2 separate regions of the Mus musculus genome follow, and region 2 is linked to region 1. A link is a loop called in an ENCODE intact Hi-C map of the cell type or tissue named here. Cell type or tissue: left cerebral cortex. All regions are shown on one strand.

The links. A loop is a pair of places that touch in the nucleus more often than their neighbours do. Peaks named below come from ENCODE experiments on the same cell type or tissue, not always from the same donor. Only the 100,000 strongest peaks of a DNase experiment are listed, where the experiment ranks them.
Region 2: it touches region 1 in a loop (3-fold over the local background); 3 of 42 quality-filtered maps call a loop at or near these places.

The regions. Positions count from the first base shown.
Region 1 is chr9:122,350,923-122,353,422 of GRCm38, forward strand. It overlaps Abhd5 (abhydrolase domain containing 5), which reads left to right and starts at 694. Exons shown (of 7, transcript NM_026179.2): 1 at 694-917. The coding sequence starts at 865. In left cerebral cortex, a CTCF peak has its summit at 986; a DNase peak (open chromatin) is centred at 822; H3K4me3 peaks cover 1,737 bases; H3K27ac peaks cover 1,544 bases.
Region 2 is chr9:122,568,023-122,570,522 of GRCm38, forward strand. No RefSeq gene overlaps it. Among named protein-coding and RNA genes, the nearest start is that of 9530059O14Rik, 3.2 kb to the right of the region's middle. In left cerebral cortex, a CTCF peak has its summit at 1,227; DNase peaks (open chromatin) are centred at 743 and 1,150; H3K4me3 peaks cover 1,560 bases; H3K27ac peaks cover 1,103 bases.

The sequences.
Region 1 (2,500 bases):
TTCTCTTCTATAGGACAGTATGCACTCTTAACCACTGAGCCATCCCTCGAGCCCTCTCCCCTTTAAATTTATTTATTTTAAAGACAGGGTCTCACTGTGTAGCTCTGGCTGGCTAATCAGGCTAATCCAACTCACAGAAATGTGTTTGCCTCTGACTCCCAAGTGTTTTTGAAGGGTGTGGACCACCATATCGAGCTCATGAGAATATTTTTATGAGCCCTCAGCCCTCTATCATTTTAGAATGGATTCTAGGAAGTGCTCTCCCTCTCTCCCTCCCTCGCCCCTCTCTTCTGTGGTCTGTGGGGATGATGATGGTGGTGGTGGTGATGGTGGTGGTGTGTGTGTAATTCTAGTACCCACACATAAGCTCTCAGCCTTCCGGAGTCTAGAGTCTGGCAGGGTGGAGTGCAAGTTCCTAGAGGCCACCACCTGAAAGTAAGGGCTGGAGGGTCCAGCACCACAGGATGCGCACTTCTGCCACTCAGGCTATTTCTGGCTGGGGTCTCACTCCAGGCTACCTACGGCTTGCCTAGCGCCCCGTCCAGGGCAGTCCACACGGGCGGAATGACGCATTAATGGTCATTATTCCGACGGATGACTACCTAGGCTCCCGCGGCGTCGGGCTGACCTTCCTTACCAGTGCCCCCGCCTCCGCGCGACAGGCGGGCAGCGCATGCGTGTCTGCGAGGCCGGGCCGCTGGGACGCCGAGCCTGCGGTGGCGCGGCCGCGCCCTCGGATCGTCCCAGCGGGCGGACGACGCATGCGCGGGCGGTGCGGTCTTAAGGGCGGCCGCGGCCCGGGGCCGCCCAGTCGGCCTGTCAGCCGGCTTCGAGGTGTGTCCCTGCGCTTGCGCGGCGGCGGTGATGAAAGCGATGGCGGCGGAGGAGGAGGTGGACTCGGCAGACGCCGGTGGAGGGTGAGGATCACCCGGGAAGGGGGGGACGACGTGGGTCTCGTGCGCTCTGGCGACCCCGGGCGGCCAGCCGAGGGAAGGCGCGGGCGCCCGCTCTCTCGACCCGTCGGGGCAGACAGGCCCGGTCAGGGCCGCGGGGCTGCGGGGAGGGAAAGCGGCTGCTGTTGACGGCCGTCCCGGTGATCCCGAGCGCGGCGGAGCTCAGAACTCCGCGCCGGGAGCCGTGCGTCGCCAGGGTGGGAGAAGGCGTCGGACTCGGAGCCTCGCGGGACAGCCGATCGCCGCCGGTGCGCCTGGGGCGCTTGCGTCCCACCTCCCGCTGCCCCGTGCGTGCGCTCCCGTGACCCGGCGGTCTGGCTTCACTAGCCCTGGCAAACTTTGTGAAAGTTGAAGGGCAGATGCCTAACAGGAAGGAAGCCCTTAAGTTGTTGTTGTTGTTGTTTTGTTTTTTTTGGAAACCGGAGTCACTCTATGTAGCCCTTGCTGGCCTGGAAATCTGTAGACCAGGGTAGCTTTTCAACTCTGCAGAGACCCAATCCTTTTGCCTCAGCCGTCCAGTGCTGAGATCACATGTGTGAACCACCACACCCAACTTCTTCATAGACATAGTAAGTTATTCTTTTTTGTTTTTGATATGTCATGCCCTTGTGAGTAGAACAATGCTTGGTGGAAAAATTAAATTACTATGAAAGTTATTTCACTGATTCTCAAAAGGCTACTTGTTTTATATGGACGGGACTATACATCTCCTTTATAAATTATTTTGACAGTTGTACTTCAGCTATTTGGAGACATTTGTATGGGAAAGATAACCATAGGGTAAATAGATTATGGTAATGTGAAAGTAAGTATTTTGGAAAGATGTTAGGGGAGGAATATTTTTGAAATGCTAGAAACTACACTCTTCAAGTTTTGTTTAAGTGATAATTAACAAGTGGAGCCACTGTTTTGGTCTGTTGTTGAACTTCCTAGTTATATTGACATGAAATACAGAGTGTCATGTGGTACAACTAGGACCTGGTAGCTTGGGTTTCTATTAAATTTGTCAGGACATTTTTCTGGCTCTGAGAATTCTAACTTGTGGGCCCTTTTGGTCTTGATACTGTGAGGCTCAGGAATCCATAGCACAACGGTGAGAGTGACATGGCTCTGATGATGGCTGGAGGTCACTGAGGGCAAGACTGGTTACAGTCCCTAGTCAGAGGTAGACCTCTCTGGTATTTTTGGCAGGACCCGTGAGCAGTGCTGGATAACCATGCAAACAGAAAGAAGGCTAGGTTCTTGCTGGGTGCTCCCCCAGTGTGGTCATGATAATCCTAGAGTCTCCCCTGTGAGTAGATCTGACCACTCCCATTTTCATTTGGAACCGCCACTACCAAGAAGCAGAGCTAACTGGAACCTGCTCCTTTAGGTGTCTGCATTCAACTTTAAGGCGTTTTCCTCATATTTCTGCTACTTCTCAATGGGATTGGGACTCGTGGGATATTTGCCTGCCGTTTTGAGTTAAGTTCTTCAAGACATTTGGGTTTAGATGATGCCATAATTTGGGTCTGGTCTGAATGTCCTAAGAGACTTCACATGTTGGC
Region 2 (2,500 bases), 220 kb after region 1:
CCCAAAATTGCATGTGTGAATAAAAGAAGTACAGGTGTAATTACAGGTGGGGGGCGGGGTGCATCAGTGCTCAACTGATATCCAGTGATAGGGTATTGTTTGTACTTTCAACAATTGTTAGTTAGGGGCTTAGGGGCTGTAACTCAGTTAATAGAGTTCTTACTAACCACCAAGAAGCCCTGGGCTCAATCCTCAACACCATGCACACAGGCCTGGTAGTGCAAGCCTGTAATCCCAGCTCTCAGGTGCAGGTGCGGGGGCGGGGGGGGGGGCGGTGCGGGGAGGGGCAGAAGTTCAAGGACATCCTAGACTACCTGTTAAATTCGAGGTCAACCTGGGCAATGAGACCCTGTTTCGGAAAGAAAACAGCATTAAAAAAAAAAAGCGCGTGGGGTGAGTTATTTCTTAGAACTGCATGTGAATCTACGATTCTCTCAAAATCCTCTGGTCTGATTTCCTAACGGTATGAATGCTACTGGACTGTATGTAGTCTTACATGCCTTGAAACATACAAAGACAAGGGACAGGTGATTGTTTCTTAAATTTGGGGACACTACCTCTCTTAAGTGCCATTCCCTCACGTTGCTGTCAGGGACTGCGGGAGTGTTGGATTTGGGAGTGGGCGAGGAGAATTCAGGGCCTGGCCTCGCTGCGATCAGGTGTGTGTAGAGGTGGGCGTTGATGTGAGCGAGAGGCAAAGCCCAGAAAGAATGCGACAAGGCAAAGCATGCCGTCCTGTCAAAGAAGGAACCATGCAGAATGCCAGTTGGAGAAGGATTTAGAGGAGGGTGCTGGAGCCTCGGGGACGCCCTCCCGTGCACCTTTCAGGAGGTGATGGGCGGCGAACGAACCTCCCCGGAGCAGTAACCGAACCCCGCCACGCACGGAACCAGGTGAGTGCTGGACCCAGAGCGGAGGTGAGGCCTCCCGGCGACCGCCGCAAGCGTGCTGGGCAGCGTGGTTCGCAGAGGCGGCGCCGGGTCTCGGAAGCTGCGGCGGAGACGCCAAGGAGGCTGAGAGTGCGGAGAGGGTGGGGCGTTGCGGAGATCCCGCCGGCGCCAGCCGAGGAGCAGCGGCTGGCTGAGGGCGCGCTCACCCAGGCACGTGGGTGTGGAGCCACCGGCGCCGCCCGGCCTGCGCTCTGCAGCACCGCAGCGCGGGTGCAGGCGCGGGAGCAACCGCGCTGGGGAGGGCTGGGACGCGCCACATCCTGGCCCGACGCCTGGAGGCGCTCTCCACGCGCGTCCTTTCCCCGCTGCCCGGGCCTCCTTGAATCTCCCGAGTGGGAAACCGGAAAGCTGGAGGCTTTGTCCAAGGGTGGTTGGGGACACTGGAGCTTCCAAACCTTTCGCCCACACCCCTGACTAGGGATGACGGGGCAGAGACATATGGACATTGACCTGCCTACGGAGCACATTAGGGGTTTGCGGGGACTCTACCCACAACTGAGCCCGGGACCTTGGAGGAGTAGTCAGGTTCCACGTTGGTGGACCCCGAGCCGGGGCAGCAGCGGATCGCCGTCGTGGGTTCCCCGCAACGGCTGCGCCCAGCCCTGGGCAGCCACGCGCGCCTAGTGGGGGTGCAGCAGAGTGCGCTGGGGACGAAGATGGTGGGCGGGCGTGAGGTGAACAGCCAACAGGGGTGGGGGTGGGGTGGAACGGCAGAAAGCATGAGAAGGTAGCGGTCCCACTGTTGCAGCAACCCTGCGGTAGGCGGGAACGAGACGACAGGATCAATGTGGTGCCTGCCAGGCGCACAGCGGACCGGACAGGCAGGCCTTGGTCCGCTCTAGTAATGAGCAGAGGGGAGACTGCCGACTCAGAATCTTACTGGTGCTGGCCAGTGTGCAGGGATTTAGCCACAGGAACTTGGAGGAAGGAAAGAGAGGGGGACCGTGCCTGGCCTATAGAAGGGGATGATGACGCTTAGCGCAGCTCTTGAGGACATGCCTGCAGACAGGGAGCCTCCGAAATCCTTTTCACCCTGGGACCCCAAACCTGCCATTTGTCCCATTCCACCACGCCCTCTTCGTAGCTTCCCAAGATTGACCCGTCGATACTTCCAGATCCCTTTTAGATTGAAAATCAGGTCAGATTCTGCACTTTATCAACATGCCCCACCCCTGTCGCCATTAAGCAGCTTCTCACAACCCTGAGGTGTGGTCACTCCGAAGGCACAGTTCCACAGACCTCTGACCGCGCCGCAGGAGGACGCTGAAAGCAAATGCTCTGCAGCGACTTGTCCTGTTCAATATCATCCCCATTCATCCCGGCTGTTGTGTGTTTTCTCAACAGGGCGTGACCCTGTAGACAAGCAGGGCTCGAAGTCAGGGACCTACCCCAATTCAGACACTGTCGCGAACACTCCCTACACTACAAGGCGTGTCAGTCTCTGCATCAGCCACTCTGGGCTGCCTCTCTCAATGGTACTCAAGGGTCGGACACGTGAAAGTCCAGGATCTGATACCACACATCTCCAGCTGTGCCGGACCCAACGTGTG